Linked DNA regions of Homo sapiens: region 1 is linked to region 2. A link is a loop called in an ENCODE intact Hi-C map of the cell type or tissue named here. Cell type or tissue: heart right ventricle. All regions are shown on one strand. Links, peaks and the distances in the headings refer to the core of each region. The heading gives the core; the rest is flanking DNA. Region 1 has its middle 17 kb from the start of PTP4A2. Region 2 overlaps COL16A1 (collagen type XVI alpha 1 chain).

Region 1 (12,264 bases), core at 2,804-10,803, 290 kb after region 2:
TGACAGTACGTTTAGATCTGCCTTGTTCTTTTTAAAGGCTACCTACACAGTATGATTGAACTATTATTCTTTTTTTTTTTCCCAGATGGAGTCTTGCTATGTGACCCAGAGCTGGAATGCAATGGAGGGTGATCGCGGCTCACTGCAACCTCTGCCTCCCGAGTTCAAGCGATTCTCCTGCCTCAGCCTCCCGAGTAGCTGGGATTACAAGCGCATGCCACCACGCCTGGCTAATTTTTGTATTTTTAGTAGAGAAGGGGTTTCACCATGTTGGCCAGGCTGGTCTCGAACTCCTGACCTCATGATCCACCCACCTCAGCCTCCCAAAGTGCTGGGATTACAGGCCTGAGCCACCGTGCCCAGCCGACTGAACTATAATTTATTTAACAGGTTCCCTATTGGTAAATATCCCGGTTGTTTCCAATTTTTTTGCTATTGGAAGCAATATTGCAGTGGACATTCTTGCACATACATCTTTGATATGCCTTGGAGCACTTTTAGGGAAATTCTGTAGGCTAAATTCCCAGAGAGACTTCCTTTTAAAACAATATGCTTCATCATCTATAATTTTCATCTTATTCCAAATGTCCTGACATAAAAGTCTGTTCCTGATCAAACTTGAATAAAATGCTTAGCATATAGTACACATGAAACAAATATCAATTTCATGGCCATTGTTACCATTATTTCATGATATCATTAATCCAGTGGATAGAAGCTCATTCCTTCAGTCAACAATTATTGATGAGCTTCTGCCATATAATAGGTCTGAGGCCCAACAGTGAACAGACATAGACCCTGCCCTCAAGAAGTTGACAGTCTAGAAACTGATGGATGTCTCAACCAGCAATTACAACATCGTGAGATGAGTACTACAAAAATGCTAACTAGCCAAGTGCTGTGGCTCACACCTTGGCCTCAACTACTTAGGAGGTGGAGGTGGCAGGACTGCTTGAGCCCAGGAGATGGAAGTTGAAATGACCTATGATTGTACCACTGCACTCCAGCCTTGGTGACAGAGTGAGACTCCATCTCTGAAATAAATAAATTAAATAAATAAATAAATAAATAAATAAAGTGGTAACTGCCTGCAGGGGAAATAAGGGAACACATAAAACGGACATCTAACCCGCCTGAAGAAGGAAGGAAAGGAAAGGGCTATGAGAAAGAAGTAATAGCTTGAGGCAAGGCGTGGTGGCTCACACCTGTAATCCCAGCATTTTGGGAGGCCGAGGTGGGCGGATCATGAGGTCAGGAGATCGAGACCATCTTGGCCAACATGGTGAAACCCCATCTGTACTAAAATACAAAAGAAAAAAGAAAAATTAGCCAGGCATGGTGGCTTGCACCTGTAGTCCCAGCTACTCAGGAGGCTGAGGCAGGGGAATGGCTTGAACCCGGGAGGCGGAGGTTGCAGTGAGCTGAGATCGTGCCACTGCACTCCAGCCTGGCAACAGAGCAAGACTCCATCTCAAAAAGAGAAAAAAAAAAAAAAAAGAAGAAGAAGTAATAGAAGTAATAGCTTGAATTATCCAAAGAGGGAAGGTAGTGAGTGCTCCAGCTACCAAAGGTATCCAAGCAGAGGCCAAGATACCATCTCCAAGAAATACTGGCAGGGATAGTAAAGAAGATGAATGGTTCTCGAACGTCTGTTCTCAGACTGGTGCTAGTATGTGGAAAAAGGAAAAAAATATGTATAAAAGGGTGAATTATTTACTAAATGTATTGGTTTTTTTTTTTTTTTTGAGATGGAGTCTCGCTCTGTCGCCCAGGCTGGAGTGCAGTGGCGCGATCTGGGCTTACTGCAAGCTCGGCCTCCCGGGTTCACGCCATTCTCCTGACTCAGCCTCTGGAGCAGCTGGGACTACAGGCACCCGCCACCACGCCTGGCTAATTTTTTTTTATTTTTAGTAGAGACGGGGTTTCACTGTGTTAGCCAGGATGGTCTCGATCTCCTGACCTCGTGATCTGCCCGCCTTGGCCTCCCAAAGTGCTGGGATTACAGGCGTGAGCCACCGCGCCTGGCCTAAATGTATTGTTTAAGGAACAGTATTTTATTCTAAGAATGTATACCATTCCTTCCTACCTTTTTTCATATTAGAATGTGCTTTCTTTTATGAAACAGCGGTGGTACTACATGATAGTTGTGTTTTTTCTAATGTCCTTATTTAGCCGAACTAAAAGCTAGCAACCATATCTGAGTCTCCCTTCTCATTTTTAAAACTTTTAACTGTTGATGACATCCAAAAGTCTGGGGACTTCTGAGCCAGATGACATCTAAGATTCTTTCCATCCCAGTGATTATAAAATTCTCTGCTCAACGGTGATTAAGGCCTGAAGCTAAATTAAGTTCAGAATCTGTGAGCCAAATGCTTTCCAACAGACCCAGGGTAAAAATAAATACATAAGTCCATGAGTAAGTAACAGAAAGACAACAATCTGATAGCCTCTAAAACACTTTTATTTTTTGGTTCCCAAACCACATAAGAGTACCTCGAGTTTCCATATAGATTTGCTCCCCTGCTCCGGGGAAATGTAGCAATGAAGAAGAAGAGAGACCACAGAAATAACAGATAGAAGTGATATGAGAAAAATCAATTTGGTGCAGTTTTCACAAACCTTTAAAATAGAGCAATTTAAGTGATGATGGGGTTTCATGACCAGCGGCAGCAGAGCCTCTGATGGGAATGCTGGTGTTTTTCGGGCATTTCTCTGAGTGGGTGGGAAGGGAAGCAAAATGGTTTTTTCCCCTCCCCTTCCACTTATAAGAAAATGGAGGCAATGAAAAGCAAAAGTCTCCCATAATGTCCCATTAAGAGAAATGAATGAAATGCAGCTGCCCTGTAGCCAGATAGCACAAACCCTCAGACAGGCACTGGGCAGGCCTTGCCTGCCGATGCTGCAGAAACAAAGGATTCACCAACACACCTGCCACTGCGGTTACCATGGTGACTCCTCACCTTTTGCATTCCTTAACTTCAGGGTTGAGACTGGTTCAGGGCACATTTGAGTTTTCATGTTTCTCCTTGGCTTCTGAAAAAAGAAAGGTGAGGGGAGGGGAAGGATTCTAAATCAGCTTGCATGCTGCCTTGCCCCAGCTTTTCAGCCTGCACATCTAGGCGTCTCTAGGGGAGGGAGGCCAACAGCAGGCAGAGGAAGTGGAAATGGCTCAGGTGGAGCCCAACAGACCTAGGTTCAAATCTCAGCTCCTCAAGGAATCCCTTTTTATGTTTTTCATTCAAACCACCCCTGGAGGCCGGTGGCTCACGCCTGTAATCCCAACACTGTGGGAGGCCGAGGCAGGTGGATCCCTTGAGGCCAGGAGTTTAAGACCAGCCTGCCCATCATGGTAAAACCCTGTCTCTACTAAAAATACAAAAATTAGCTGGGCATGGTGGTGCATGCCTGTAAGTCCAGCTACTCGGGAGGCTGAGGCATGAGACTCGCTTGAACCTGGGAGGTGGAGGTTGCAGCGAGTTATGATCACTATGATTGCGCCACTGCACTCCAGCCTGGCTGAGAGTTTTAATGCTCTTATTTAGCCAGACTAAAAGCTAGCTACCATATCTGGGTCTCCCTCCTCATTTTTAAAACTTTTATCTGTTGATGACATCCAAAAGTCTGGGGCTTCTGAGCCTCTTAGCTTTTCAGCCTGCACACCTTCTGGGCAAGACTCTGTCTCAAAAACAAACAAACAAACAAAACAACAACCCCTGTTCTGGGTCAGACACTAGCAGATACACAGAGATGATTGTGAAGAGCTGGAATTGGCCCCCAGAGAGCCAGGAGTACAGAGGAGATGATCACAAGCTAGGATGAGAAGTGACTTCACTGAGGCAGGTGCTGGTTCTGTCACCTCGTGGGGAGCTGGGAAACTGTGTGAAGCCTCAGCTGCATTGACAAGGACTCTTATGAACATTCTGGCAAGCCCATAAGAGCTCAGCATAAGGGCATCAAAATTAAGGGTGAGACGTGTTGAGACTTGTACTCTGTCCTCAGGCAAGTCTGCTCACTTTCCCAAGCCTCAGTTTCCCCATTGTAAGTCAAAGCTAATAGTAACTGCATTACTCTTACTGAGAAAATGACATTCATTAATACATAATGATGAAGCAAAGAGAAGACAGACCTAGATCCACCACACCCTAACTCTCCAATGCCCAGCTGAGTGACTGGGAGAATTCTGAACTTTCACCTCTCTGAGTCTCAGTTTCCTTACTTTGTAAAAGGGTAATCATAACTCATAAGGGTGTTTCTAGACTTAGATAAGAGAATATATGTATGTAAACCGCATAGCACCAGCATACAATAAAATGATAGCTGCTTTTGTGTGTGTGTGTGTGTGTGTGTGTGTGACAGAGTCTTACTCTGTCACCCAGGCTGGAGTGCAGTGGCATGATCTCGGCTCACTGCAACCTCCACTTCCCAGTTTCAAGTGATTCTCCAGTCTTAGCATCCTCAGTAGCTGGGACTATAGGCGCGCGCCACCGCGTCCGGCTAATTTTTGTATTTTTAGTAGAGACGGGGTTTCATCATGTTGGCCAGGCTGGTCTTGAACTCCTGACCTCAGGGGATCTCCCCACCTCAGCCTCCCAAAGTGCTGGGATTACAGGCGTAAGCCACTGAGCCCGGCCAGTAGCTGCTTTTTTGTTTGTTTGCTTTTGAGATGGAGTTTTTGGAGTTTCACTCTTGTTGCCTAAGCTGGAGTACAATGGCATGACCATTGTACTCACTGCAACCTGTGCCTCCCAGGATCAAGTGATTCTCCTGCCTTAGCCTCCCTAGCAGCTGGGATTACAGGCGCCCACTATAATGCCTGGCTAATTTTTTGTATTTTTAGTAGAGACGGGGTTTCACTATGTTGGCCAGGCTGGTCTCGAACTCCTGACCTCAGGTGATCCACCCGCCTAAGCCTCCCAAAGTGCTGGGATTACAGGTGTGAGCCACTGCGCCCGGTCTTTTGCAAGCTCCGCCTTCCGGGTTCAAGCAATTCTCATGCTTCAGCCTCCCGAGTAGCTGGGACTACAGGCATGTGCCACCACACCCAGCTAATTTTTTGTATTTTTAGTAGAGACGGGATTTCACCATGTTGGCCAGGCTGATCTCGAACTCCTGACCTCAGGTGATCCACTCACCTCAACCTCCTAAAGTGCTGGGATTACAGGCATGAGCCACCACGCCTGGCCCCTATGGTAGTTGCTTTTAAGTATAGAAATGGAATTCCTGATCGAGAGCCTCATAGTCAGATATTATTATTGTTATTATTATTTTTAAAAATTTCTCTCTTTTTTTCTTTCCAGGCTGGTGTCAAACTCCTGGCCTCAAGCCATCCTCCCACCTCTGCCTCCCTAAGTGCTGGAATTACAGATGTTAGCCACTGTACCCGACCTATTGTTAATAGTGTTACATGTATAGAGAACCTGGCACTTAGTTGACACACCAAAAACTTTACTTCCCAGCCTTTTCAGACCCTTTCCTCAGGCCACCCCACCTTTGCCTTCTCTTCAGCTTTCAAATGTGTTGGCTACTTCCCTTCCAGGCCAAGGAGGTGCTGCTGGAGGTCTGTGTTCCTTCCATAGCATCCCCCTTTTCCCCTCAGCCAAATGAAGCGGAGAGGGCTTGGGCCTGACCCAGTGGCCTGCCCACGTGGCTCCCCTGGAGACCGAGGTAGGGGAAAAGGCAGAGAGTGCGTCAGTCCTGATGCAATCACAGGCTTAGTGCTTGGCTCACTTCCTCCTCTTTGGGTGTTTACGGGAGCCTGGATTCCACAGGAACCCTTGGAAGTGTGCACTGACAACAGAGTAGGGGGCAGACAGCATACAAAATTATCCCTGCTTCAGGGACAGTTCAGGAAGAAAGTGATACTGTGCCTGCCTGGGCCTCACATGCCCTGAGCTCAGGGACACGGGAAAGAGATACCAGGTGTCAAATCAGAGGCAGGGGAGGCAGGCAGGGAGGAAGGAGCCAGGACAGGGGACAAACCACTAGCTGCTGCCAGGGCCAGCTTCCAGACACAGCTCAGGGAGGCTGTGAATAGGCCCTTTATCTAAGCTGAAGTGGGGGAAAGGAATCACAGAAGGGGGTCTCAGGTGATAAGGAGCCTCAGAACAAGCTCAGGGGATCTTGTCCCTTCCTTCTCAGCAGAAATCCTAGCAGGGGAGAAGCTTCTTTTTAAGGATTTTGTTTTCCAGCCATTTGCCCAGGATCTTCATTTGGGAGGCCCCTCCTCAATCCCACAGGCCTTACTGGGTCACCTAGAGAGGTCCTAAGAGGTGCGGTGTTGCACAGTGGTTAAGGACATGGGCTTTTGGCAGTCAAGTCTTAGCTCTTCCAGTGACTGGCTGGATACCCCAGGCAAGTCATTTCACCTAACTCTCAACTCCCTACGTCAAACAAGGATAATAACAAGTAGTCAACCCCAGAGATAAAGCCGGGAGGCCCATAGAACATTGCCTGGCAATGGTAAAAGCACTCAATAACTGTTAGATATTGTTATTTTTATTAAGAATAAAGGAGCCGGGCATGGTGGCTCATGCCTGTAATCCCAGCACTTTGGGAGGCCGAGGTGGGCAGATCGCCTGAGGTCAAGAGTTCGAGACCAGCCTGACCAACATGGAGAAACCCTGTCTCTACTAAAAATACAAAATTAGCCAGGTATGGTGGCACATGCCTGTAATCCCAGCTATTTAGGAGGCTGAGGCAGGAGAATCGCTTGAACCCAGGAGGCAGCGATTGCCGTGAGCCGAGATTGCGCCATTGTACTCCAGCCTGGGCAACAAGAGCGAAACTCCATCTCATAAATAAATAAATAAATAAATAAATAAATAAAGGCTTGGAGAGCCATTTTTTTCTCTCTCTCTCTGAAGCTGGGGCCCAATTGTCCTTCTTCCTTCAATATCTAATGACTGTTTCCCAGCTATCAGAAAGGAATCCAACTTCCCCTCCCCCAGAGCTGTGAAACTGAGTAGCAAAGCTTGCTCAAGCTCCTGAGTCATTCAGCAAAACCAGCCCAAGATAATCAGTGGATCAAGGAAACTAGATGCAGAGTGGGGAAAACCCAGCCGCAAAGCTGGGGCCTTCTCGCAGGGCAGTTCCCTCTGCTGGCCCCTCTGGTGAGCTTTCACTTCAGGTTCACAAACAAGACAGCATCTTCCCAGGCCCTCCTGAACCCAGAATAAGGCCTTAGCTACTCCTGGGTCTCTCAACAGCAGCCAGGCCTTTCTCTGGAATCTTGTTTGACACAAACTTTTTGCCTTTGGACAAACTCTCTCCTTCCCTCCGTATCCCAGGCCTCAGGAGAGTCGAAACCCTGACTCCCATTCTCACTGTCCACTCATTTCTCAGTCCCTGTCATTTGACTTCTGCCCAGCCACTGAACTGTCTGTCATCACACTCAGTGATGATCTTTTCATCACCAAATCCAAAGACTTTTTCCAGGCCTTTCCTACTTGCCTCTTCTAAACAGTCAGCGCTGTCGACCACTTTCTTTCTTTCTTTTTTTTTTTTTCTGAGACGGAGTTTCACTCTTGTTGTCCAGGCTGGAGTGTACTGGCGTGATCTCGGCTCACTGCAACATCCGCCTCCCAGGTTCAAGTGATTCTCCTGCCTCAGCCTCCTGAGTAGCTGGGATTACAGGCGCATGTGCCACCACACCCGGCTAATTTTTGTATTTTTAGTAGAGACAGGGTTTCACCATGCTGGACAGGCTGGTCTCGAACTCCTGACCTCAGGTGATCCACCCACCTCAGCCTCCCAAAGTGCTGGGATTATAGGCGTGAGCCACCGTGCCCAGCCTGTTTTGTTTTTTTGAGAGGGAGTCTCACTCTGTCGCCCAGGCTGGAGTACAGTGGCGAGATCACAGCTTGCGGCAACCTCCACCTCCCGGGTTCAAGCAATTCTCCTGTCTCAGCCTCCTGGGTAGCTAAAATTACAGGCGCCCACCACCACGCCGGCTAATTTTTGTACTTTTAGTAGAGACGATGTTGCACCATGTTGACCAGGCTGGTCTCAAACTCCTGACCTCAAGTGATCCACCCACCTCGGCCTCCCAAAGTGTTGGGATTACAGGTGTGAGCCACCGTGCCTGGCTTCTTTTCTTTCATACTTATTTGTTTATTTTTTTTTTTTTGAGATGTTGTTTCATTCTTGTTGCCCAGGCTGGAGTGCAATGGCGCGATCTCTGCTCACTGCAACCTCCACCTCCCGGGTTCAAGTGATTCTCCTGCCTCAGCCTCCCAAGTAGCTGGGACTACAGGCATGTGCCGCCACACCCAGCTAAGTTTGTATTTTTAGTAGAGACGGGGTTTCTCCATGTTGGTCAGGCTGGTCTCAAAGTCCTGACCTCAGATGATCTGCCCACCTCGGCCTCCCAAAGTGCTGGGATTACAGGCATGAGCCACCGCGCCCGGGCTTGTATTTAATTTTTTTAAATAGAAACGGGGTCTCCCTATGTTGCCAGGCTGGTCTCAATCTCCTGGCCTCAAGTGATCCTCCTACCTCAGCCTCCCAAAGTGCTGGGATTGCAGGCATGAGCCACCATGCCTCACCCTGACCACTTTCTTTCTTAACTCTCCTTCCTGAGCTTCTGTGAGGCCACAGACCCCGGTTCTTCTCCTCCTTCTCTCTTCCTTGGTTGCTGGCAACATTCCAGCCCTTAAATGTCACTTCTCATAGTTCTGCTCTTAGCCCTCTTCCCTTTCTACCCCTCACGCTCCCTCCCACTTTTAAGCTGTGCCTGTGTCTTCAACCTCTACTTCTTTGCTGATGAATTCCCAGACTGTATCTCAACCACAGATCTTCCCCCCAAGAGCCACCCACCTGTCAAGCAGCTCCACTTGCACGCTGCCACATACAGCAAGCTCAACGAGGCCAAAACTGAACTCTATATCTTCCCCCAAACCTGCTCCTCCTAGGTTCCCAATCTTGATGAATGACACCACCTTTTACCCTGTTCCCCAAGCCAGAAGCTCAAATGTCACTCTTGCTTCTGCCCAGCCCAGCCCACCAATCACCATGTTCTTAACATCTTATAAATAAACCTCCCCTCTCCCCTCTGTCTCCACTGTTTCTCTTTTTCTTTCTTTTCTTTCTTTCTTTCTTTTTTCTTTCTTTCTTTCTTCCCTTCCCTTCCTTTCTTTCTTTCTTCCCTTCGCTTCCCTTCTCCTTCCTTCCTTCCTTCCTTCCTTCTTTCTTTCTTTCGTCTTGCTCTGTCACTCAGGCTGGAGTGCAGTGGCACAATCACAGCTCACTGCAGCCTCAGCCTCCTGGGCTCAGGTGATCCTCCCACCCCAGCCTTCCAAGTAGCTGGGACTACAGGTACTTGCCACCATTCCTGGCTAATTTTTGTGTTTTTTATAAAGATGGGTTTTCGCCATGTTGCCCAGGCTGGTCTTGAACTCCTGGGCTCAAGTGAGCCTCCTGCCTCGGTTTCCCAAAGTGCTGGGATTACAGGCGTGAGCCACCAAACCTGGCCTGTCTCCACTGTTTCTGCTTCAATTTAGGCCCTCATCATGACCTGAAGCCTGGATTGATACATTTTTTGGTGGTGGTGGTTGTTCTTTTTTTTTTTTTTTTTTTTTTGAGACAGAGTCTTGCTCTGTTGCCCAGGCTGGAGTGCACTGGTGTGATCTCGCCTCACTGCAAGCTCTGCCTCCTGGGTTCAAGCCATTCTTGTATCTCAGCCACCCGAGTAGCTGGAATTACAGATGTGCGCCACCACACCCAGCTAATTTTTGTATTTTTAGTAGAGACGAGGTTTTGCCATGCTGGCCAGGCTAGTCTAGAACTCCCGACCTCAGGTGATCTGCCCACCTCGACCTCCTTGAGTGCTGGGATTAGAGGTGTGAGCCACTGCATCCGGCCTGTTTTTTGTTTTTCTTGAGACAGGGTCTCACTCCCAACGCCCAGGCTGGAGTGCAGTGGCACGATCATGGCTCACTGCAGCCTTGACTTCCCAGGCTCAGATGATTCTCCCACCTCAGGCTCAGATTCTCCCACCTCAGCCAACCAACCGGCTGGGACTACAGGCACGTGCCCCTATGCCTGGCTAATTTTTGTATTTTTTGTAGAGATGGGGTTTCACCCCATTGCCCAAGCTGGTCTTGATCTCCTGGGCTTCAGCAATTCTCCTACCTCAGCCTCCCAAAGTGCTGGGATAACAGGTGTGAGCCACCACACAGGCCTATTATTACATGTCTCATAAGGGGGCTCTCAGCCTCAATCTCTTCCCCCTTGGTACTAAACTCCTTTCAAGTATCTGCCCATCTAGACTCCCTTTCCCCAGACCCCACAGTTGCCCATAGGCCTTGCTGAAGAGGTCCCCCTACACTCTCGCTGACCTTGCTGACGCCTGCCCTGCTATTGCCACAGTGTTTTGAACCAGGGGTGCCCATCTGACCCACACTGGGCTGAATTATATCTCTTGGGACTCTGAAAGTGGGACATAGTGACTCTAGTTCAAACACTCCCAGGGGTCACAATAGTAATGACAATGAGTGAAACAGCCCAGTGAGAGACAATGGGGAATGGCGGCAATTGTGGCAAATGGAAAGCGTGTGCCTCGGCTAAAGGTAGCAGCTGCGTCTCTGCTCTAGCAGATGGTTGCCATGGGAATATGGGCCCAGACTTGTCAGATATTCTGATTTTCCAGATTTTTGTGTGAGATTTCCCAATTTTTGAATTTGGGGCACTAATTCATTTTTGTAAATGCCACAGGCTAAGAATATTTTTTTTACATCATATTTGGCCTATAGGGCTGCCAGTTTGCAGTTGGTGCCAGAGAGTCAGGTTTAGGCATAGGACTCAAAGCTGGAGACAGCCACTTTCTGCCATGTGTATGGAGAAGCAGAGGAAGCCCTCTGCAGAGCAAGAAGAACAAAACCTATTCCTGCTGACTCCTTGCCCCCCAGATTTACTACATGTCCACATTTCCTGGCCCAACACCTCCCGCCCTTCTTTCCAGGCCCAAGATTATGTAATAACTAAAAGTTATGGGCGCTGAGGCCAGACAAACCAAGGTTCAGCTGCTGAGTCTGCAACTCCCAGCTGTGTGCTCTTTAAGCAAGTCACTTCTCTTCTCTGAGCCTCAGTTCCTTCCTTACTCTGTAAAATGGGCTACTTACCTCATAGAGTTGTTACTAGGATAAAATGAGATGCTGTTCAGAAAGTTCTTAGCACAGTGCCTGGCACCCAGTAAGCCCTGAATGGATGTCAGCCACTTTTATTATTACTGCCATTAGCAGTAGTATTCCTCCTCATTCCAGCCCTCTCTCCCAAAACACTTGTATAACTGTGGGCATTTACCATTTATTATGATTATTTTTTGAGACAAGGTTTCACTCTACGGCCCAGGCTGGAGTGCAATGGCACAAATCAGCTCATTGCAGCCTTGACCCCCTGGGCTCAAGCAATCCTCCCACCTCAGCCTACCAAGTAGCTGGAACCACAGCCATGCACTACCACACCCGGCTAATTTTTTTATTTTTTGTAAAGATGGGGTCTTACTATGTTGCCCAGGCTGGTCTCAAACTCCTGAGCTCAAGCAATCCTCTCACCTCAGCCTCCCAAAGCCTGTTATTATTTACTACTATTTTATCTGCCGTGGTATATTTTAAACTTCTTGAGTGAAAGGCCACATTTTATCTCTCTTTATATGTGCAAAGGGGAAGAAATGGGGTTGGAACACTGTTTTGTCCGTAGTAGATATTCAAGAAACATTTATTTGTTGGCATGCTCCTTGGAAGTTAGGCTCTGTGAGAGCAACGACCTTTGTCTGTCTGATTCCCTATTTCATCCCCTGAGCCAAGCAGTGCTGAGTACACATAGAACTCTTAATAATGTGTATGGAATACAAGAGTGAAAGGCATCTCTTCACCCTCCACCATGATCTTTAACATATCCTTGGAGGTTCTTGGTATAAATCTCAATCCACTGTTTCGTAGGTTCTGGAGTCTCTGTTAATGGCATCCCATTTTTCCTTTGGAGAACTGTCCCTCCTCTACTCAATGTGGCTGACCCACCTCAGCTTGGGAATGGTCATCTGACCAAGGGCTCACCAGTCAGAGACACCTATCCTCTGGCCTTAGTGATGGGTTCAGGATGGACTTATGACTCAATCAAGGACAATCAGAGCTGGAACTATTGGAACGGGGAAATTTGCTTTCCACTGAGGAAGCCAATTCACGAGAACATAAGCCCAGATAGAGCTGCTAGTAGCCATTTACCACCATGAGGAAAAGGCCTACCTAGGAATGAGGCAAACACAGAAAA
Region 2 (12,264 bases), core at 1,451-9,450:
TTAAACGTGAGCTGAGACCAAGTCCTGGTTTCCGAGGACCTCAGGAAGTTACAGTAACAGCACTGCATTTCTGGTTCCTGACATTTAGCAAGATTTTCTGTGGTTACTGACAAGCTCCCCTGGGGAAGGGGAAGAGGCAGAACAGGGACACGTAGCCAAGGGGTCTGCAGAAGGTTGATGCTGAGGCACCGTCATGGGCAGTGACCTCATGTGCAGCCTGGCACAGCACTGCAGGGCCTATCCTTCCAAATTCAGCATGATCCTCAGGCCCGAACGCCACGCTGCCATCCTGCCATGCTGACAGCCTCTCCTTCCTTAGAGACCCCAGATATGTTGTGCTGTGCTCAACAGGCCTTGAGCCAATTGACTCTTTCCCCCTGGGCTATGCTGTAGAATGTGGGATCTTACTGGGGGGCCAGGGTGTCCAGGGGGGCCGGGCTGGCCTGGGAGGCCTGCAAGGCCCCTTTCTCCGGTGGCTCCTCGGTCTCCTTTCAGACCCTAGAGAATAGGAAGGGGGACAGTGAGAGGGGAGGAAAGCAGGCAAAGTGGACTCCCATATAGCCAGAGACAGACACCCCATCGTGTGCCAGGGACTACAGGGAGAGGTGGCACTGCCTGAACTTGCAGCAGGACTCTGAGATGACCTCCAGCCCTCTCCAAAGCCCTCTGCCACATCCTGGAAGGCGAGATCTTTGGAGGCAGGAGAGGCTGACACCAGGGAAGGAGGGGATGAGACAAACTGTTCTCCATCCCCCCAGCTTCCTCTGAATGGAGCCCACAGTCAAGCAGGGCAAAACTCCTGGGAGGGAGGAAGGAGTGGAGCATGTTACTCACCACTGCAGAGATCCCAGCTGGTCCTGGCTGGCCTGGAGGCCCTGGTGGCCCCTAAAGAGAGATGAGTCAGTGGGATAGAAACAGGTTCTAATAGTAAGACCCCTGGGAGGCACAGGGCCTGACAGCAGAAACAAGCTCTAAACTTCAGCAGCTCCATTTCCTCTGGAAACCTTCCTTCGCTCTGGTCTTGCACTTGAGCTTCGGACAAGATTTGCGCCCAGAGCTGAGGCCTGGGGGTCCTGGGCACACAGGACCCTCCCTCCAACCCAGGCTGAGTGGAGCATCTGGGGCTGTGCTGAGGGGGATGATCTGAAAGCCGTGGCCAGAGGCCAAGTGCAGAGGACAAAGGCCTGGGGGAGTTACTCCCTGGCCTAGGTGGCTACTGAGACCCTTGCTTCCCTAAAGGCAGTCTACTTCCTGCTGTTCTATGGAGGAGGGAAGACCAGAAGCTGGGGGTCCGTGTAGCAGGGGGTGAGGGGCAGGGGCTTGGCACTGACCCCGACATCCATAGTGACAAGGAGCTAACACTTGCTGGCCAACACTGGAGCGCACGGGACTCCAACACCCAGACAGTCCCTGCTGCTGCACTAGGGCTGCGTCTGAAATGCCCTTCCCTAGCTCTGATGCCTACATCCATGCCTCTGTGGTGCAAAAGATCACCTCCCTGATCAGAGTGACACCTTCTCTGAACCCCCGGGGCACTTGGGTCTCTCTTATAGTGCTTCCCTCAACACCCCCAGGTGGCACGTTCCAGAGCCATAGCCTCTGTTCTATTCATCTCCAGTCTCCTGGGGTGGAAGTGTCCAGCACAGAGACTGCCACACTGCAAGACGAAGGGGCTGGACACACGGAAGAGAGAGGCGGAACCCTGCACCCCCTCAACCTCAGCCCTACTGAGTCTCCAATGGGGCCACGCTTCTGAGTGCACCTCCCCGTGTCATCTGTAATGTGAGGGGGAACCAGGCTTGATATGGCATTCCCAATCCAGGGCCTCTGGACCCCTTGAGATGCATAAAAATAGTGATGGGGGCCTGAGAGTTCTTTTTTTTTTTTTTTTTTTTTGGTCATGAACTATTTTTAACATTTCCGAAAGCCTCCTGGAAATTATTATGCAGCCAGCCACAACAGGGCTGCAACAAAATGCCAGTATCTTCGCTTTTCTCTGGAGTCCCATCAGCTCAGTGCCGTCACACTGATCAAAGGCACTGCCTGGCAGTCATCTATGTTAGTGATGAGTAAAGTAGACAGGAAATTCATTGTTGCTTGATAAATGTCCTCTCCAAGTCACCCCATCTTGGGAAACACACCACCTATTTACCCAGTTGCCCAAGTCAAATGCAGGAGTCACCCCTGGTTCTTCTCTTTCTGTCACTCTGTCTCCCCAACCCCAATCCAGCTCATCAGCAAGTCCCCCAAGCCTGGCATGGCACAGGGGCTCCACAATTATTTGTTGACTGAATGACCTCCATCTGATAAGTGAACTTGAATGTGCCCAGAAAATAAGAAAATAACGAAAAGCCTGGAAACCACAGAAGGAGTGGCCCCCGTGCTCCCACGGCTGGGGCAGCCCCTATGGCAAGTTCTCTCAGGTCATGACAGCCTATGCACCACCAACCACCCCGCCAAAATGCTAACTCTTATGGAGACAGAGACAAAAGTGGTTCAACTCACAACGTGTCCCGGGGGACCGGGTCTTCCCTGGGGTCCCATGGCACCAGGTTCACCCTGCAGGAGCCAGAAAAAGGAAAAAATGACACTGAAACTGACTTGCTTGCACCATGTGGCTGTCGGATGGGAGGGGGCTGGGCAGAATACATGGTAATGCCAATGGCCAAAGGAGCTGGGCCAATTCCCAGCCTCCAGACCCAAGTTTCCCGGAGAGTTAGGTAGAGAAGGCGGATCCTCAGCCTGAGCAGGCCAGGCCCTGCCTTTTTAGGTTGGTGACCCAGTAACCTCCAGGGAGCAGAACCAGTTACAACCCTTAATAGGAGGGAGAAAGTTCAAGACGTGCAGTGTTGGGTGACACCCCTCCCAGAAGGCTGAGGACAGAAAGCAGCCACTTTGCCAGTGAGCAGGAAGAAGCGGCTGCATCCCAGACTCTGCAGAGTCTGAAGGCAAACTGAAGGCAGCCATGTGGATCCCTGGCCCTCACCTCTGCGCCAGGCCGGCCAGTGCTGCCAGGGGGACCTGGTTTGCCACAGTCACCCTAGAAGAGAGAGGAGCAGCTGGAGCTTACCAGACCTTCACTTGACATCCCTACCCCAAGTCAACCTCACATCAGAGGGACCCTGCCACCTGCCCCAGCTTTGGCCAGAGGCCCTCTGATGCCCTCCAGCTGGTAGACAGAGAAGCCCTGACCCAGTCTGCCAGGCACCAGTGGCCCCAGGAGGCTCTGATGCTGGGATGGCCTCTCTGCCCAGGATAGGCTGCCATGTATGCCTGGGGGCAAGCCTTCAGGAGAGCAGAGATAACCTGCTTGGCAGAGGTCACCAGCCCTTACCTTAGGTCCTGGGAGGCCAGGATGTCCTGTTTTCCCCTTAAAGCCCTGAAAGAAAAAGCAGGGAGTTCTCATGTCCCTCATGTCAGCTGGGGGCCTCTTCCCACTCCTCCTTCCTCAGTTCAAACAATTCAAACCAATCCAAAGTCATAACACGGTCCACGGAGGATCTGGATTTGAGCTGTTGCAGCCACCCAGGCAGAAGCTGCAACTTCGCAGCTTCCAACTCCTTCCTGCAGCTCAACTTACCGGTGGTCCCATGAGTCCAGGGGGGCCAGCAGGACCAGGGTCCCCCTAGGGAAAGAGACGAGGAGGATTGAGACAAGAGTTTTGCCCAGCTTGTATCCAACTCATACCTCTGTCCTCCCCTCTCTCCAGCCCTCCCCAGCTATCCTAAGATGGAGGGAAGAATCCAAGCCTGGCTCAGCCTCTGACTGGCTGTGGATCCTCAGTGACTTCCAGCCCCTCTCCGGGCCTTAGCTTTCCTTCTTTGGGATATATAAGGGGGTTGACTTTGATGTTCTACCCTGTCCTGTGGCCCCAGCCCTTTCAGATTCCCCAGCAAAACCCCAGGAGCCAGGGCTTGCTCAAGTCCTTCCATGTCCACACCCTCATTCTTCCTGAAGCCCAGCCTGGTTTCCTCAGCTGTCTTGAGTTTCTGCATACATCATGCCTTCACCATCCTGCCTTTGGTGAGACCTAGCTCGCCTAACCTGCTTAAGGCCACTAGGAGAACTGGGAAGCCAAGGGGCTGTGGTGCCATCGGGGAGCTGGGGTAGAGGGAGACAGACCGAGGGAGGGCATGGGTGCCCCCTGACAAAGACGGGGATACTTCGGTTCTTTCCATCAGGGTTCCCTTGACTTTGGCTCCTCTGGCAAAAAGGAGAGGAAGGGGTGCCCGCCCTCCCAGCCCATCATCTCACCCTCAAGCCAGGCTTGCCGTCCTTCCCATCCAAACCATCCAGACCGGCGGGGCCCTGGAAACAGGAAAGAGGCATTTCTACATGCTGGTGCGGGAGCCCTAGGAGGTGGGAGGCCTGGCCCAACCCCTCAATTCTCTCCACCCCTCCCCTGACTCCCACCTCAGCACACACACACAGGTGCACACACACACATGCACCACACACATGCGCATGCATCGCACACGTCTGCCACGCTGAAAGGGCACACACTCACCTGAATCCCAGGAGGTCCCGGTGGCCCAGGGGAGCCAGGCAGGCCTGATGGGCCTCGAATCCCTTCGCTGCCCTGGAAACCAGCGCCGCCCCCCCCCCCCGCCCCACAATAAAGTCAGCAGGGCTTTGCCCCACCCATGGAGACCAGGCCCTGGGTCAAGGGTCCTGGTGACTGCTGGAAACAGGACAGCTGGCTTCTGGGCCCAATCTGTCCCTGTCTAACTGCATATGTGCCACACGTCGCCTCCCCAGGAGGATCTGTCTTCATCTGCAAAGCATCCCCTTTCCTTGCTGCCCCATGAGGAAGGGACAGGGCATCTTCTCCAGTGCTGACCCAGGGGCTGGCATGGCAGGGGCTCAGTAGCATGTGCTGAACTGAAAGCACAGCTTCAATCCACTGTGAAAGCTGCCTGTTGTATTCTACTCCATCAGACCCCCTGCCTCCTCCCCACCTACCTCCCTACCTTTCCCCCCATCCCAGCAGACATGGGCCCGGGCTGCACAGAGGCCTCAACAGCGCACGCAGCACCATGTGGGCTCTGATTCCCCAAGATGAAAAAGTGGGTGCCCCTGTCCTCAAGGAGCTCACAGTCCAGTGAGGGTCATGGGCCCAACACAACCAGGGGCAATACAACAGTCTAAGTGTTCTGTGTGGAAAGGGGCTCAGGGAGCTCAGGAGCGGGGAGCAGTTCCCTCTGGCTGGGGATCAGGGAAAGTGTCACAGAAGTGTCACCAGATGCTAGACTCTGAGGATGTCTGGGATTGGGCAGGTGGAGGAGAAAAGTGCATGCCAGAGGGAACCTAAGAGAAGGATAAAGACTTGCAAGTGGGCACATGCCTGGCCTGGCCAGGGCATCTGGGGGAGCCTGTGGGATGGGCTGGCAGGCAGAAGAGGCTGGAAGAGTCACCATGATGAGTGGGGGCCCTGAACGCTGTGCTAAACTTTATCGAACAGTCAGTGGTTTTTAAGCTGTACTTCTCAGAGCACTGGGGCTTCTGGGGGAGCCTAGAAGCTGGGGGCATGAAGTGGGGACTGAAGAGAGGGACTCTAGGACCCCCACCGTTGTCTTAGCCAGGGAATCTCCGCTTGTATTTGTTTTATAGATTGAGGTTTTTACATTTGCTTTTATGTGATAAAAAGACTCTGGGACTACAAAATAAAGTCTGAAAACCCCTGCTACAGGCACTGGGGAGCCATTGAATGTTCAAAGCAGAAGAGTGATGAGAACTGATGCATGGATTGGAATGTTTACCAGAAAAGGCGGGGGGAGGCAAGCAGCATAGCGGGGAAGGTGGCTGCATTCTCCCAGTGTGGAGAGGGTGGCTGCCCTGGATCAGTGGCTGTAGGGTGGTCAAGGGAAGGAATCCCGCTAGAGAGACCCAGCAAAGGGGAAAATGAACTCGGGGGCTCTGTAATGCCACCAGCCACCAGGAGGGGTCAGCAGAGCCCCAACCAATGTTGGCCCCCACTGGCAGTTGGGATGAAGAACCACTGGCCAGAGGTTTGGGATTCTCTGCAATGACCAGCCTAAGGAGAGCAGGGGCTGCCACTCAGGTCCTGGGGAGGGGAAGGAAGGGGAAGGGGAAGGGGAAGGGGAAGGGGAAGGGGAAGGGGGCTAGCAACCACCACTGTCCCAAGCATGGCTGATCAGCATGGGCTCTGGGGAGGTAGTGAGGTGCCCGGGTCCTCCTGGAGCTGGGAAGGAAGTCTCAGCTCTGCTGCTAACACCACTGTGTGCCTCTGGGCTGCCCCAAGCCTTGTGGGTGTCAGTTTCCTCACCTGCACAGTGAGACGTTCATGCGTGTGCTCTCAGGGGAAAGAGGCTCTCCACAAGGCTCAGGGGAAAGAGGCTCCCACCTGTCCCTCTGAACCCAGGTCCCCCGACCCCAAGCTCAGAAGTCAATCTTCGGGCTTCTTACACCACCCACTCAGCACATCTAGGGAGCCCAGAGGTTGGGCCGAGACAGGGATGTCAGCCCCAAGCCAAGGCAGAGCCATGTCTCCAGCATTTATCAAGCCAAAGTCAAGAGCAGCCAGCATAGGAGCTCCGCCAACTGCTGCTCCCCCAACCCTTGTCACCAGGCAGGACACGGGCCACCCCTGCCCTCTCTGGGCCCTTGGGGACAACTGGAGCACGGCTACCCAGGAGGAGCCCATTCCCCTTCCACGTTGGTGTCCTCCTTCAGGACGTGCTTCCCCCTTCTCTCAGCTCCTCGCTCATCCTCCCGCCCAGGAGACGAAGGTGGCCTGGGCTGCCTATCACATTCTACTCCTCCATCAGACCCCCTGCCTCCTCCCCACCTACCTCCCTGCCTTTCCCCCCATCACAGCAGACAAGGGCCTGGGCTGCACAGAGGCCGCAGGCATCCTGGGCCAAGCAGACATCCCGAGGAGCCCACTGGTCCACTGCAAGCCCTGTCGGCCTCCAGTAGTCACTGGGCCCATCCTGGAGGCCTCTTTTCCCAGCCTCAGTGCAACTGGGTCAGTCTTGGAATTTCCTGAAAGCCTGATGCTAGGGGTGGGACAGGGGCATGGGAGCTGCATGGCTCAGATCTGTGACTTTGCCAACCCAGGGTCCTGCTCACCTTCTCTGCTTGAGGGCCAGGTGGGCCAGGTGATCCAACTTTGCCTGGGAATCCAGGGGGACCCTGTATCAACAAAGGGGCAGGCAGGAATGAAAGTGGGGCTGGAGGGGGAGCTCCCCTTCTTTATTCTTCCTGTGCATGATGCACTGTTGTTAATGCAATTCATTTTGACTTCCTAGAAGCACCACTTGGGAGCATTACGTCTGCCTGGCCTGCTGGGCTGGGGCCCACACAAGAGGCTGGGCTCTCCAGGTCCTGGTTCCTGGAATCAGGCCTGGCCACCCAGGCCGTTCTCCCCTGCCTCTCCCCTCTTCTCCCCAGGACCATCCTACCCCAGCCTGGCCTGGTCAGGCCTGCCCCTCCCGATGAGACCACATCAGACAGAGCTGGCTTTGTGTCTTCTTCACTCACCGGTGGGCCCGGAAAGCCTGGCTGGCCTTGAAATCCCTAGGGTGAGAAGCAAGGGGCAGTGTGCTGTGCCACCCCCTCTCTCCTGCCTGGCTGCCCAGGTGGAAAGAGTGACGGGGGGGGCACCCTCAAACCCATGGGCTTTGCCCTCCCCTCTGCCCACCATGGCTGGCAGGTGAGGCTCTGGGCATGAGGTAGGTCACAACCCAAGGACAGGTAGGGTGGGGAGACTAGAGCTGGTGATCACCAGGGACCCAGCTCCTTCCCTGCCTCCCTGCAGCCAGGTCCCAGTCGTCACTCACCTGGTCGCCCTTCTCACCGGAGTTACCTTGGGGTCCTCGCTCTCCTCTGGGACCCTGTCACCCACAGAGAACAATGCAGCCGAAACCTAATCTTCCTGCCCTCAGACCCCAGGACAAGACCAGGACCACATCTCCCCATGCCCTCCTTCACTCACCGCTGGGCCTGGGGGGCCTGGGAGGCCTTCAGATCCTGGGGGGCCCTAAGGATACAAAGGAACAGAATCAGTCACTCCTCCTGGGGAGGTGAAGGATGAGGTAGGGGGATGTGACAGGGGACTGCCCAGAACAGAGGTGGCATGTGCTGGGAGGCCCCTGGGCTGGCAGGCCCCCTCTGCCTGATCTGCTCAGGCTTCCCTGCTCTTGCCCGAGCTACTGAACCAGCCTCCTAACTCGTCCTGCCACCTCCTGGCTCACTGCAAGCCAGCCAGCAAATGGCTGCCCTCTTCTCCTCCAGCATAGCTCTGATTATGTCACTCTCTTGCTCAAACACCTTATGCGGCTCCCTCTGCCTCTGAGTGGGGCGCACACTTTCCACCAACGCTGGTCTTTGAGGCAGCCTGTGATCTGGCACCAGCCACCCCTTCCCACTTCTCCTCCCTCTCTCCTTCTCATCTTCCGCCTTGCTCAGTCAGACTGCTGTTCTCTGACACACTCTATACCCTCACACCCCCAGGCCTTTGCACCCTTAGCACAGCTTTCTCTTCTACCTAGAATGCCCCCTTCCCCCCTTCCTAGGTCCCCTGAACCCTTGCCAAATCATCTGATGGCTGGAAGCTGTTCCTGCAGTGCCCCACCCAGCCTCTCCCTCTGGAATTCCCCAGTACAGACAGCCACAGGGATCCCTCCCTCCTGCTAGTCAGCTCTCAGCTCATATGCCACCTGCTCAGAGAGGCCTTCCTGCCCCTCCGCTTCGATGGTGCCCAAACACCTCTCCAGCCCCTTCCCCTGTCCCATTTCCTCCATGAGTCCCAGTCCTCATCGTTCCTAGGCACTTGTTTATTCATCTGGCAGCTCCCTCCCCCACGGCAGGGCAAGAGGGCAACTGCGCTCTGTTCATGGAGACATCCTCAGAGGGGAGCCTGGCACCCCACAGGCCCCTGAGAAATATCTATTACTGAGTAAATGCCTGATGGAGTTTGCTGAATCCCACTGGGGCCTCACTGAAACTGGTGAATCTGTAAGGCTGCAGTCCCAGTTTGGCTGATCCTAGATCTGAGGTTTGTGAGGTTTGTCACCAGATAGATGTGTGTTCAAGCCCAGGTTCCACCACTACCTCACTCACTAGCTTCAGGAGCCTGGGTGAGTCTCAGCTTTGTCACTCTGGGGGCCCCAGTGTCCTCATCTGGTCACAGCCCAACTCCTGTGCTCAACGTGGGGCCTGGCAGGCCTTGGCTCTGGAGGGTGGCTCTGGGGAGCTGGGGTCCACTGGGGGTCTATAATCCCAGGTCCTCCTTTGTAGGAGGCGGAGGAGTGCTTCTGCGGCTGCCTCCTGGCACCCTCCCCTTGGCAGCCCTGCGGGGATTCTCCTCACAGCCTCCACCTCCACAGCACCCAGCCTGTGCTGCAGGCTTGGGGGCAGGGGGGCAGCAGGGGTCACGATCCTCCCCTTCACAGGCTGCTGCCAAGTCTCCAGCCCGAGACTGTGTGGCTCCACGTGCAGCCCTGCATCCAGCCCCACGCCGCTGGGACTCACCGGCTCTCCTTTCTCTCCCGCTGACCCGGTGTAGCCACGCTCCCCCTTGATGCCCTGACAAGTGGCAAAGAGACAGTGGAATTAGCCCCACAGAATTAGTCCGTCACGGCACTAATGCGAGGAGCGGAGACTGCAGCTGGCACCCAGACTGGCTCTGGGGGAATGGCACTGGGAGGACCGCTGGGTGCTCCAAAGCTGCCGTGCCTCCCATCTGCCACCGTGCCCCCCAAGCCCCCAGTGGAAAGGAGGACACACCCACCCAGCAGCTTCTGTGGGGGTGGCACCTCTAAGCTGTCTCTCCAATCTCCCAAACCCCTCACCCCCAGGAGGCAGATCTCAGTTCTTGCTGTGTCTGGGCCTGGCAGAGTGCTCTGAGAGTCAGGCCTGAGCAGAGTGGTGGGACCAATCCACACTGCCAAGGGGGCCTACAGTGGGGAGAGGGGGCTGCATGGACTTTAGGCAAAGGAGGAGGCTGAAATGCCCGGTAATGGGGAGCCCGCCGAGGGTTGCCCAGCCTGGCTGTGTCCTGACCACCAGCCCAAACCTCTGGTACCTGGCACCCACTCCCCAGCAAGGGTCCCCTTACTCACAGGCAGTCCTGGGGGGCCCGTGGCACCTGGGTAACCTGGTTGCCCTGGAGGACCCTGCAAAGAAAGGCAGACATGATGGATAGCCCCCCAACATTTCTGTTCTCCCCTCGCTGGGTAAGAGGATGGCCAAAGCTAAAACCTCTGGGGCTGCCATCTAGCAGGTGCCAGCCTGCCCCAGCATTGCACACTGGGCCATCTCCCCAAGCCCCAGGTCCCCTCGGTCGTGACCACCACCACAGACCTGGGCTGGGGAGGCGAACCCCAGCCTGGCCCAGACCCTGAGAGCTGAGCCGGAGCAGGGAGCCCAGAGCAGGCATGAGGACCAGGGAAGAGGGGGTGGGCTGGGATGCTGAGTGACAACAGCCGAGGGAGGGAGGGGAGCCCCCAGGGACGCTGCTGGAGGACAGGGGCTGTGCATGCTTCTGGCAGGGAGTCAGGGCACATGGAGATCGGCCTCCTTTGCTCCTGGGGGAGTGTGGAAACCTCACACTGAGGGAATCCCGGCAGAAGGGCAGAGAGTCTCAAGGAGTCCACCTCCCAGCTTCCACTCAGCAGCCACCCTTCAGAGCTCAAGCTCTGCCTCCCCAGCTCTTCCTCCCTTTCCAGCCCTTTCCAGCCCCTGCCAGCTTCTTCTTACCGGCTCCCCCTTGTCTCCAGTCAGGCCCGTGAGACCTCGCTCTCCTTGAAGGCCCTTGGAGAGAAAAATCATGAGAAACTGCAGGAGCCGGCGGTCCCCACCCAGCCCCTGACTCCTTCCCCCTGCCCCACTGCCTTCTGTTCCCACTCCAGGCAAATATGGAGGCCATAGTGGCTCTCGTAGTGTCCCTAGAAGGTGACCCGTAATGGGTGTGCTCCAGCAGGATGACTGGTGGAGGTGTGAACCCCACATATGGGTGCCTCTCAGGAGGATACCCTTCAAGATAGATAACTATAGAGATATGCCCTCCAGCAGAGGTGACTCTGGGAGGGTATCTCTCAGGTGCCCGTCGCTGGTATGCCCTGCCATGGTAACTGACTGGCGTACACCTTTAGGAAGGTGATGGATCAGATGTGTGCTTATTCTGAGGGGCAACTGTCAGGAGAGGTACCCCAGATGGATGCTGCCACCAAAGTGTATCATATCATCAGATACCCAACACTTACCTGTCCAAGTCCCCCACCCCAAGCAAAAATCACTTTCTTGGAGGGAGGCAGGGGAGAGACACAGGAAGGCTGCCTCCAGAGCAGTCCCTGTCACTTTGTAGGGTGAGAGGGCATGTCACTTTCCACGAGAGCTACAGCCCCCACCCCTAATTCCTTACCCCAGCCTTTGCAGGTGCCATGCCATTAAGGGCACCTTTCCTGCCCCCTTCTCCCTCATCCCCTCAAGAGATGACGCCCAAACCTTTCCATGACATAAGACAGATGGCTAGACGGACAGATGGCCCCTTCACCCAAGCAAGCAGAAACAGACAAGGCCCGGCCACAGATGAGGACGTGGGGACAGATGGAACTGTGACGAGGAGGGGCCCTGCTCCCTGAGCCTCCATCACCAGGCCTGGGAGGAGAGGAGCCAGGCCCCAGGAACACAAAACCTGACAAACAGGAGGTTAGTTTCCGTGACCCAGGAGGGAGCAACAATGAGGCTGGGGGTGATGTAAACACACCTGTGACGATGACGAAGGCAGAGCAATTAACGACACCTGGCAGAAGGAGCCGGCCAAGGTGCCGGGCACAGAGGGGCAGGGCCGCACGACACCCAGAAACCCAACTGGCTGATATCACATGCCCCGCCTTGGAGCAGACTGGGACTGGAGCCAAGGAAGAGGAAGCGAAGAGGAGGCAGCTGAGAGTTTCCTCTAGGACGACGGAAAAGGCGCAGGAAGGGCTGCCTTTAAATCCCTGGGTGCCTCTGGACAGCCCTGCCAAGCAGCAGGGCAGCAAACCTGTGCCAGCCTGCAATGTGAAGCCCTAAAGCTTTGGCATCTCTGCTGGGCTCTGAGCCAGGTGCCTGGCAGGGCCCCAAGAACTACTTTCAGCAAATCTTCAGGCAACGCCGAAGGTGGTGAGAAGCAGGAGGCAGAGCGAGAAGGCAGGAATGGAGGGGCCCCCTAGAGGCACCAGCTTAAGAGGAAGGTTCACGAGCTCAGGAGGACTTGGGGGAGTGCTGCAAGATGGTGCGAGAAATGGAGAAGGAAGA

What was found. Peaks named below come from ENCODE experiments on the same cell type or tissue, not always from the same donor. Only the 100,000 strongest peaks of a DNase experiment are listed, where the experiment ranks them.
Region 1: a loop joins it to region 2, with 2.5 times the contacts of the local background. A loop is called at or near these places in 47 of 110 quality-filtered maps.

The regions. Positions count from the first base shown.
Region 1 is chr1:31,949,147-31,961,410 of GRCh38, forward strand. No RefSeq gene overlaps it. Among named protein-coding and RNA genes, the nearest start is that of PTP4A2, 17 kb to the left of the region's middle. RefSeq lists enhancers at 5,117-5,895, 5,677-5,746, 5,896-6,672, 6,673-7,450, 6,680-7,287 and 1 more. In heart right ventricle, for the core only: a CTCF peak has its summit at 7,087 (motif pointing left); DNase peaks (open chromatin) are centred at 5,705, 7,065 and 8,617; H3K27ac peaks cover 5,778 bases.
Region 2 is chr1:31,658,080-31,670,343 of GRCh38, forward strand. COL16A1 (collagen type XVI alpha 1 chain) reads right to left here. Exons shown (of 71, transcript NM_001856.4): 50 at 10,723-10,776; 51 at 10,086-10,139; 52 at 9,496-9,549; 53 at 7,958-8,002; 54 at 7,803-7,856; 55 at 7,504-7,539; 56 at 7,093-7,155; 57 at 4,508-4,579; 58 at 4,255-4,308; 59 at 3,581-3,625; 60 at 3,335-3,379; 61 at 2,987-3,040; 62 at 2,506-2,559; 63 at 835-885; 1 more. PEF1-AS1 (PEF1 and COL16A1 antisense RNA 1) reads left to right here. Exons shown (of 6, transcript NR_184313.1): 6 at 1,575-2,090. LOC101929444 (a long non-coding RNA gene) reads left to right here and starts at 11,725. Exons shown (of 2, transcript XR_001737631.2): 1 at 11,725-12,264. RefSeq lists a silencer at 1-180 and enhancers at 611-1,112, 7,722-8,261, 8,262-8,800, 9,341-9,878. In heart right ventricle, for the core only: a CTCF peak has its summit at 5,924 (motif pointing right); a DNase peak (open chromatin) is centred at 5,942; H3K27ac peaks cover 1,142 bases.